Linked DNA regions of Homo sapiens: region 2 is linked to region 1. The links are chromatin contacts, found by Hi-C in ENCODE. All regions are on one chromosome and are shown on one strand. Each heading gives the region's core, a stretch centred on a gene start or an enhancer-like site at or near the end of the contact. The rest is flanking DNA. Distances are from core to core; before and after follow the strand shown.

Region 1 (5,693 bases), core at 341-2,840:
GGTGGAGGGTCCTCGAAAGCTCTGGGGACGATGGCAGAGCTATTGGCAGGGGAGCCGCAGGGTCTTTTGAGCCCTTAAAAGATCTCTCTGATGACTGTGTGGAGGACATCACACAGTCTGCCCCTGTGCTGGGGCAGACCCAAGGCAGAGAAGCCAGTCCGGGCTATGACAGTAACCAGGAAGGAGAGAAAAGGGTCTGGGCTGAGGCCTCGGCAGGGGACACAGACAAAAAGTGCAATCAGTAGAACTCAGAGACTGTCGGCAGTGGAGAAGGAGCGGGAGCGGGGCTGCCTGCCAGCTCTCTGGCCTCAGTGACCGTGCAGACGACACCTCTCACTGCATAGGCTTGATGGGAGGAGGGAAGCACTTTGAGGGAGGGGGCCAAGAGGATGATCTCAGCATTGGCCATGTGAAGACTCAGCTGTCTGCAGAGCATTCCGGGGATTTGTCTAGGAAGTGGCTGAAAAGACATGCATGGACCTCATGCTAAGAGAGGGGACACGGACTGGATCATTGTCATTGAAACCACAGGCATGAGTGATGCCACTGTGAAATAATGTATAAAATGAAAGGGGCCGAAGATGAAGCAGTATTTAAGGAGTGAGAAAGCAAAGCCAAAACAGCTCCCGCAGGAGTCCCACTTATTCTTGCGGTATCAGTCTGTGTGTCGCCTCCTCTGGGAAGCCCACCCACCCCAGCCACCCAGGGTCAGTGACCCTCCTCCATGCAGCAGGTGCTTCCTACAAAGCACTAGCATCCACGAGCTTGGGCCCGGGTCATCCTCACCGCATTTGTCCTTCTCTGGACAGTGCCCCTTCCACCCTGGGCGCTCCATGAGTCACTGCAAAGAGAACGTGGGCAGGGAAGGGAAGAATGGGTGTTGGCAGCATGAGGAGAGTGCCATGGGGGAGGGGCAGCCCAGGCTGGGAGGGTGGTGGCAGTCCTGTTGGGGACACAAGCAGGGTGAGTGTGGATCACGCCCCCGGGCCTGGGAGCCAGGTCAGTTCAGTGCTGTGGAGAGGCAGACAGCAGGCTTGGGTGAGGTCTCAGGGCATGCTGGCTGCCGACAACACCCAGATATGACCCAGTTGGTTCATGACAAGAGAAAGGTTTTACTTTCCAAATACAAATGGTTTTGCCCCATTCCTCACCAGCTGCAGACCCAGAAAGGACTCAGTATGCCAGGAAGCACCACGCCACCACTCCTGGACTTGGCCTGGTTGCTGAAATCATAGCCTCACCTTATAGGTGACTGTGGTAAAAGTGTCCATTCGACCCTGACATAAACAGAAGTGGCATTTCCTAAAGCAAGATTTTGAAAGAGATTCCCTGTGTGGTTTGACATCAGCAGGGGGATTTACTTCTTGAAGGAACTGAAACACAGAGTAAACAGCTGCAGTCATGAGCTCCTGATGCTCCAGTCAGTAGCTGTTGTCCTCAGTGTGAGCCAGAGAGCATGCATTATGTCCTAGTGACATCCAGATGGAGGACGGCCTGTCTCTGTGACTCTAGAGTTTCTCATGAAGCACTTAATGCATTTACTATCACTTTGAAAAGCACCTGTCTCTGCTTGGTGCAAGGCTGTGTTCCTCCTACCACATCCTGTTACCAAACTTGAGAGAACATTGCATTAGCCTCACAATATTCTCAGACACTCCTTGCTGCACCCAGAAAAATGTTCTCACCAAGTGACTGCACTGCACCCCACTTCCACTGCATTTTCCCTTGAAGTGCATTTGTTAGAACCTGGATCACCCCCACTCTCACAGGGAATGCCATTGAGAGGAAAAGTGACTCACTGATTTCTTCAAGTCCTGCCTGGCTTCTGCAGGGGCAGGGCAGGTCGGCGAATGACAGTCTCCTAATCCCAGCTGAGCCAGGGCTGCCTGCAACCTCCCAGGACCCGCTTTCCTGGTTGGCTTTGACCTAAAACCCTGCACTGCCCAGCTGACCAGGGGCCTGGATGGGAGGGGATGTTTTCTGGGCTGATTCACCTTCTGGACAGGAGTGGCCTGTCCCACTTTGTGCAGGGCCTGCGAAGGCACAGGTAGCACAGGGAACATGTTTGTTCATTCCATAGATCAAGTCTTGCATTTACTCACGGGTTTCTCTAAGAGCAGAAGACAAGAGTCTAAATGAAAAATGAAGGAAAGTAATTTGATAAAGGCCATTTGCCTGCAATGATGGCTTGAAACAGATGAAACGAGATGAAAGTCCCCGAATTCCACAGTTTGCTGGCCATTAAATCCTGTAACAGAGGATGGGGAGGGAAAAAAAATATCCCTCCCCAATGCAGCCAGCCTCCCTCGGCAGCTGTCCTTTGGCTTGGCGCACCCTCAGAGGGAGACGCCCTGCCTCCATCTGTACGATGTTTCCTTTTCTTTAAAAAATAAGGAAAGAATTCTGGCTCTAGTTGGATTTCCAGAGTGTGGCGAAGTTCAAACAAGAAAGAAGTCACTGACCCCAAGCGTCTACTCCGTCTCCTGCCCAGGCCTTTCTCTGCTCTGTCTCCAGGATCAGCACAAGAAATCTCTTATTAGTCTTAAAATTATTTTGGCTAAACTTGAGATGAGGAGAGAAAACATGGTTTGAAGGCAAATTCTAATTTTTCATTTAGGTCAATCCACATTTTAAAAAAAAATTATTGTGGTAAAATACACATAACATAAAACATATTATTAGTCACATTTAGTACATTCACAATGTTACAAGACCATCACCTCTACCTAGTTCCGGAATATTTTCATCACCCCAAAAGGAGACCCTATGCCCTCTAAGCAGTCCCTCCACGCCCCCACTCCCCGCAGCCCTTGGCAGCCACTAACTGGTTTCTGCCTCCGTGGCTTTGCCTCTTCTGGCTATTTCATATAAATGTAGTTATACAATATGTAGCCTGTTGTCTGCCACCTTTCACTTAGCATCATGTTTCAAGGTTCAAGGTTCATCTTGTTGTAACATGTGCTAATACTTTATTCCTTTCTGTTGCTCAATAATATTTCATTGAATGGATGTACCACATTTTGTTTATTCATTCATCCACTGATGCACATTTGGGTTTATGTAGGAAAAGTCTCTATCAAACTGTTTCCTCTGCTCTCACACCACCACCACAGTCATCAACACAGAAGAAGACTTCTGTGACCAAAGGTATGGAGGTTTTCGCCACACACCTACCAGTGGTCACCAGCTGGGTGTCCTCCGATTCAATTCCGACATCATCTACCTGGAGATGGTGTCAGATCCCACAGGTTGAGGGCTCAGACCAGCCCCCACACCACCCCTAGACACCAGTTGCAAGTCAGGGTCTCTGGAACTTCTGACCAACCAGCTTCCAGTTGGAGTTCCCAGGACCTCCTCTTTGGGTTCAATTAATTTGCTCACAGAACTCAGGGAAACACTTCCTTACATTTACCAATTTATTAAGAAGGATATTCTAAAGGATGCAGATAAACAGCAGATAAAGAGACAGACAGGGCAAGGTGTGGAAGGGTCCCAAGAAGCAGAGGCTCGTCTGTCCTCGCGGACTGGGATGCCTCCCGGTACGTGCTGGATTCTTCTCCGCCTTCCCGTCAGCCTCCATGTGTCCAGCTCTCCAGAAGCTCCAAACCCATCCTTCTTGAGTTTTTTATGGAGACTCCATTGGCTGTCCATGATTGAAGCATGGACAACTGTGTCGAAATGAGATTGGCCAAAAAGGGACTGATCTAAACCCACCAAGGCCTGTCCATTCAGATCTTTCCTGGCCTCTCTGTGCAGCATTCCTTCCTCCAAGGTGTTGGGCAGGACCCCCTCGGGAATGAGGGTGTTAGGGCTCACAATCAGATTAGAGAACTGACTTGGGCAGGAGAAAGTCAGCGAGAGAGATTTTGTTTCCTGAGGGCTGCTTCTGAGGCTTCTGAGGCCTAAAGCACCCCAACGTTATAACAAAAGACTAACAATGGTTATGGGAGATACGAGCTAGGAACTGTGGATGACACCTCATCATATCATCATCATCATCACCATCATCACATCACAAGGCTGTTGCTACCTTTGGTAAACAGTGCTGCCATGAACATTCATGTATAAGCTTTTGTCTGTTCTCAGTTCTTTTGGGTATATACCCAGGAGTGGAATCGCTGGGTGATATGGCAGTTCAATGTTTAACTTTCTGAGGAGCCGCCAACCTCAATCCACATTTTCTTTTTTTTTTTTTTTGAGATGGAGTCTCACTCTGTCACCCATGCTGGAGTGCAGTGGCACGATCTTGACTCACTACAAGCTCCGCCTCCCAGGTTCACGCCATTCTCCTGCCTCAGCCTCCCGAGTAGCTGGGACTACAGGTGCCCACCACCATGCCCGGCTAATTTTTTTGTGTATTTCTAGTAGAGATGGGGTTTCACCATGTTGGCCAGGATGGTCTCGATCTCCTGACCTCATGATCCACCCACCTCGGCCTCCCAAAGTGCTGGGATTACCGGCGTGAGCCACTGCGCCTGGCCCCTCAATCCACATTTTCTGACTTCGTTATCTGCTGATGGCAGTGTGTAGATGGCGTCAGCTGGGCAGTGCTCAGCCGAACTTCAGAGCAGAAGGCTGGTTCTTCTTGCCCTTGTTGTTCGGTGGTGAGCTCAACACACGTAGTCACTCAACCCCCTCTTCTGCCCAAACGTCACAGCAGCACCACACAAACAGGCTGGGAGTCAGGCAGGCCAGGGCTGCCCAGGTCTGTGCCAAGGAAAAAAGTAGTAACCCAGGCAACTGTCACTTAAGGCGGCAAAACAGAGTATCTCTCTGCTAAGGAGCAGACCTCCTTCCCAGGTCTGGTTCACAGGTATCTGGCCACTTTGTGTTTAGAAGGAACTTCATGGACTGGGTGAGTCTCCATCCCAGGAGGCTCTTGACCAGTTGTGCCCATTGTCTTCCTCATTCATGAGGCTGCAGTGAGTGTGCGAAGTTGATGAAGTGAGCAGATGAAGTTGTGTTACTGGGAGAGAGCCATTTACACAGCAGATGGACTGAGGCCTGCAGCCTTACGCGGCCCCAGCACGTCCAGAACCTGTGGCCCAGCCAGTGTTGCCCATCAGCACCTGGGAGCATCTCCTGTGTGCAGGGCAGCACCACGCATGCAGCTGTGTAAGACGCCTCCCCTCCCCGCCAGGACCTTGCATTCTGAAAGTGGAGACCAGTACATGTGGTGTGAATGCTCCATTAAACTTGTAGGGTTGTTTATTTTTTATTTTTATTTTATTTTTTATTTTTCAAAGATGGGGTCTTGCTCTGTCACTCAGGCTGGAGTGTGGTGGCTCAGTCTCGGCTCACTGCAGCCTCCGCCTCCCAGGCTCCAGCGATTCTTCCACCTCAGTCTCCCAAGTAGCTAGGACTACAGGCCCATGCCACCACACCCAGCTACTTTTTAATTTTTTTTTTTGTAGAGACAGTAATTCACCATGTTGCCCAGGCTGGTCTTGAACCTCTGAGCTCAAGCAATCTGCCGGCTTCCGCCTCCCAAAGTGCTGGGATTACAGGTGTGAGCCACCATACTTGGCTTTTTATTTTTATTTGTTTATTTTTTTTTATTTTTTTATTTTTGGAGACAGAGTCTTGCCCTGTCACCCAGGCTGGAGTGCAGTGGCATGATCTTGGCTCACTGCAACCTCAGCCTCCCAGGTTCAAGCGATTCTCCTGCCTCAGCCTCCCGAGTAGCTGGGATT
Region 2 (4,981 bases), core at 843-3,342, 1.9 Mb before region 1:
GAAACACATGCATGTGAAGATAGGTACAAACTAATTGAAATAAATTTTCTTTGAAACCCAATTTGAACAGCTGTGTCTTTAGGAAAAAAGAAGAGCTGGGATTTACAAAAGGAAAAATTAAACCAATAACTTAGGATACAATTGCATTCTCATTTAATTGTCAAAAAGGGGGAGAAATAATACCACTCAGGGATAAAGACTACATTTTGTAAATCAGGTGTATTAATACTGCTACCAACAGAGTTAACTAATGTTTTTTTTCTGTATGTTCCTGTAGTCAGAGTTGTGTCATGCCCTCTCTTCCTGTAATTCCACTTCTAGGAAGCTAATCTAAAGAAAACTATTGTAAGTAGAAAATGGGACTTGCAGAAAAGTAGTCACAGAAGTGTTATTTATAAATAACAAGCTAAATATCTATAATAAATATCTACATATCAAAAACCTAAATAACCAGCTAAATATCTATATATTGAGACGTGTAACTTCAGCTTGATGAAATATTTTTCTGTCATCACAATGGCAGTTATGAAAACTAAGGGGCATCACAGAAAATGTTTATGATATTCAGTGAAAAAAGAAGACACAAAATTTGGCATTCATGATGATTGAGATGATATGAAGATTTATGTAGAAAAAGATAAATAATGGAAAGTGAGAAACAAGTAGTTCTTTGAAATTGATAGGACTATTAATCTTTTTGCATGTACTCTAATGTTTTATCACAATGATTTTCAATTCCAAAGGCTATCTGTCAAATAAAAGTTAAGTCAAACCTAAACCAACCTGTTAACTTCAGTAGAGATCTAACCTACTTGTGGATAATGGAGACTTAACAACCCCTATGTATGAATGAGAAGCTGTATGTATAGGTGTGTGCATATATAATAATGTCACATGCACATTTGACTTGGTGAGAGTCCCAGACTCAACCTCCAAGGGTCTTAAATAAGATTACACAGGAACCACAGTGTTTCACATGCCTGAACCTCAGCCCTGTTGTTATTCTTTCATGCCCTAAAGTGGAATATCTCCAGGTAATCTCTACCAATACACCGATGTCTGACCTTGGGACAAATCTTCCCAGAAAGAGGTCTTACTCCTAGGAATTAAGACGACACTTGATGGAAACAGTTGTCTGGAGTCAGCAGAGCCAGAGGCTGAGACTTTGGCTTTTCATGAATGAGCATTTTGAGCTCTGGCCCAAATAGTTACCATTGATTGAGAATTCGCTCTGTCAGGTGCTGTGGAAGATCCCCTCTATCAGTGGCTCTCAAATGTGAGAAGCATCAGAATCACTCGGGGTGGAGGACTTGTTAAAGAGATTACTGGGCCTCATCCCAAAACTTTAAGGCTCAGTAGGGCCCAAGAATTGGCCTTTCTAACAAGTTCCCAGCTAATGCGGAAGCTGCTGGCACAGTACTGAGAGCCACTGCTCTAACTACAAGCTCTCATTGCTCATGACAACTTTGCAAATGAGCTGCCTTAATATGACATCCTCTACCAAGGGGATAGAGAAATGGAATCACTTGGCCAGTTATTTAACCATCTTTGTTTCATTGTATGTAAGGGGAGTAATAAGATGATATTCTTCTCTTTCAAGAACTGTAGGTACTCACATGTACTCATCTCCCCAGTCCTAAGGTGCAGGGGGTGAGGAGGAAAGAGAGAGACAGAGATAGAGAGAGAGAGAGAGAAAGAGAAAGAGAGAGAGACTCCTCTACTGTGGAGACCAACTAACTGCCCTTTTCTTAGACTATGAATCACCTCCAGATGTCAGGCTTCTGTTTGCTGTTGTTTTCCTTAATTAGCGAAAATGAGCTGCCTCAAACGCAGCCTGCATGGTTTCTGCTGTCGCTAGGAATCCTCAGCAAAGTGACAGACATACACCGCTAGTGACTCTGCAGACCTACCAGGTTCTGTGGGCTCAGGCGTCCCACTCCCACCCCCGGCGCTGCATGGCTGAACTGGGGACAGGGAGGCATGCAGAACAATGACAGGAAACACCAGCTGTTCCATGAGACCTTTGACAACCTCCCCTTTCTGTGGGTCCCAGAGGGCAGGATTGACTCAGCATCTCCTAGCTGGGCACATGCCAACCCAAACTGTGTGATGTGGGCATGACAGGGGCTCTCAAGTCAGACATGCCTGGGTTTGAATCTTGGAGCTTCTACTTTGAAGCTGTGGAGCCAGTCTATTCTGTGCACCTCATCTATAGTATGGGGAGAATAATATTGACCTTCACTGGGTAACTGTTGGGGTTCAATAAGCCAGTATATAGTAACAGCATAGCTTGGTGCCCAACAGAGTGTTTCCTGGAACTTGATGAAATGGCTAAAAAAATTTTAAAGAAGAATAAAAGGGGCCAGGTGTGGTGGCTCATGCCTGTAATCCCAGTACTTTGGGAGGTAGAGGCGGGCAGATCACGAGGTCATGAGTTCGAGACCAGCCTGGCCAACATGGTGAAACCTCTACTAAAAATACAAAAATTAGGCATGGTTGCAGGCGCCTGTAACCCTGGCTACTTGGGAGGCCGAGGCAGGAGAATCGCTTGAAACCGGAAGGCAGAGGTTGCAGTGAGCCAAGATCGCACCACTGCACTCCAGCTTGGGGAATAAGAGCAAAACTCCGTCTCAAAAAAAAAGAACAAAAGGGTAAAAATAGACAGACACTTCCAGTTAAAACAAAAAAAATCCCAGAGGGGATTTACGTTACCAGATACCACAACTTGTTATGAGTTGTACGTCAATGCAGCGATACACAAGCTGACCAATAAAATGATATACAAAAGTCCAGGAACAAAAGCACGTATGTATAAAGCTATGTTATATGATATGGTTTGTGTGTCAGATTAATGGGGAAAGGAGAGACCATTCAAAAATTAGGCCTGGAAAAATGGTAATCCCTATCAAATAAATTAAATTGGATCCTTACATTACATGATATATAAAAATCAACTCCACATGGTTAAATGTTTAAAAAGTCTTTAAAATTTTTAATAGAAAATATTAATAGAAATATTTTTTAAATATTGGAGAATAGGGGTTTTTTTTAGTTTTAAAACTTTTAAATATATATATGTGTTTATTTATTTATTTATTTATTTATTTATACTTTAAGTTCTGAGATACTTGTGCAGAATGTGCAGGTTTGTTACATAGGTATACATGTGCCATGGTGGTTTGCTGCCCCTATCAATCCATCATCTAGGTTTTAATCCCCGCATGCATTAGATATTTGTCCTAATGCTCTCTTCCTCCCCTTTCCCCCGACCCCTGTGTGTGATGTTCCCCTCCCCGTGTCCATGTGTTCTCATTGTTCAACTCCCACTTATGAGTGAGAACATGCGGTGTTTGGTTTTCTGTTCCTGTGTTAGTTTGCTAAGGGTGACAATTTAACCTTGTGTCTTAAGACAGAGGAGTTTTGACTATAAAATAAGAGATTGATACATGTGTATTAAAATTGATTTTTCTTTCATAAAACGACAACTTGACTGAGGAGTAGGCTTGCTACATTATTTTGTTTGTTTTTATCTAGATGATATTAAAACTCAGAGTAATAAATTTTGACATTCTTTTGTATTTACAGTTTATCAGTTGTTAATTTTCTCTGTTCAACTGTAGTACAATAGATGCAGTGATTTAACATTTACAATTTTCACATATGGTATATTTCAGAAATTTGAAATTAAGCAACAATCTCAAAGAGTGGAGAAAGTAAGGACTCCTCGAGAAATCTTAATAGGGGACTAGGTCCCTTTGGAATTGTCAGTGGGTTCACTGCCTTACATCCTGATATCTGTGTCCAAGGTGAGGTTCTGAGGGGTAAAGGTAAATACAAATTGAAGAGCACTCTCTAAGCTGAAAGAAAGTCATGTCTGTTATGATTCATTCCCAGTTTGGTTTTGGATGGCATTGGAGAATGCTGTGAGCACTGCCGCATTGCTGTGCTGATTTAGGCAGTTTCGCCACCAGCCTGGAAAAGGAGACATGGGCTCTGCGCTCTACCCTTGCTCCCTGGTAAGTCGCTAAGCTCTGAACTTTGCTCCCTAAACTTGAAGTGGTCCTTTATTCACAAAGGGGGAATTACTTGAAAATGTCAGATGAGACATCTATAATTTGTTGCTTTAAATAAAATAGAAGCAAAATGCTAAAAAGGTTACCTTGAATTTTAATACCTGTGAAAGGTCCATGTTTCAGCTTTCTTCCAATAGCCAAACCATATTCTACCTTGTGCCTTATAGCCAAGCAAGGCTAAAAGCTCCCTGTTTTAAGTGTTTGCTGTTTATTTTATTTTGGGACAAGAGGGAAAAGGGGCAAAGTGTGAAGGTGAGGAAAAGGTTACCACCTCACAAATATTTTCATTTATCTTGAATGTTAATATCTAGTGCAGTGCCATTGACAACAGTAACTTTACGTAAGAGGAAACATCAAACTCTCCCTTGGGTGGGCCCAAAAAAAGTGATGTATCCTGGACCACATTTGTGCTTTTTATGTATTCCCAGACGTATGGTAGGGCACCTACATTGATAATTGGTCTTTGTTCCAAATTGCGTAAACATTGGGGAAAAAAAAAACAAACTTACATTTGTTGCCTTTCGGTGTATGCCAAAGAAAAGTGAGAATGTTCACGAAATTCTCTTTGGCATAATCTTAGTTAAACTGACAACATGCATAACTTGCCTGCAGAACATGAGGCAAGTACAGTCATTCTTTCATTCACAGGAATTTTGTGGTTTTCTGACATGTGTCTCCACTGTAGATATTACTACTACTCTGCAGTTGGAAACTTATCTTTTTCTAACTAATTAACTAAGTAAGGCCTGGAGAAAAATGAATTTACATGTTTCATTAATTACATAAGGGTCCATTTTACAGCCTTAATAGCCAGGCGGAGTAAGTGGACCAAATTATGGAGAATGGGTACATTTTGTAAAAATACTTAAAAGTACCATTGCGGAGAGAGTGACAGTTTCAAAAAGCTT

What was found. A loop is a pair of places that touch in the nucleus more often than their neighbours do. Pooled maps may share reads with other maps.
Region 2: a loop to region 1 is called in a pooled map, with 6 times the contacts of the local background. The contact joins two enhancer-like sites. A Hi-C loop is called at or near these places in 2 of 37 single-sample maps with no recorded cell type and 2 of 50 pooled maps.

What each region holds. Positions count from the first base shown.
Region 1 is chr17:32,499,513-32,505,205 of GRCh38, reverse strand. The region is part of intron 21 of MYO1D (myosin ID); the gene reads left to right. It overlaps LOC124903982 (a long non-coding RNA gene), which reads right to left. Exons shown (of 2, transcript XR_007065716.1): 2 at 5,200-5,693. Among named protein-coding and RNA genes, the nearest start is that of CDK5R1, 15 kb to the right of the region's middle. RefSeq lists enhancers at 1-91, 863-1,633. Within about 2 kb of position 1,590, at least 13 of the 41 ENCODE cell types and tissues checked have a DNase peak (open chromatin) inside an H3K27ac peak, as active enhancers do.
Region 2 is chr17:34,379,787-34,384,767 of GRCh38, reverse strand. No RefSeq gene overlaps it. Among named protein-coding and RNA genes, the nearest start is that of CCL1, 19 kb to the right of the region's middle. Within about 2 kb of position 2,092, at least 2 of the 41 ENCODE cell types and tissues checked have a DNase peak (open chromatin) inside an H3K27ac peak, as active enhancers do.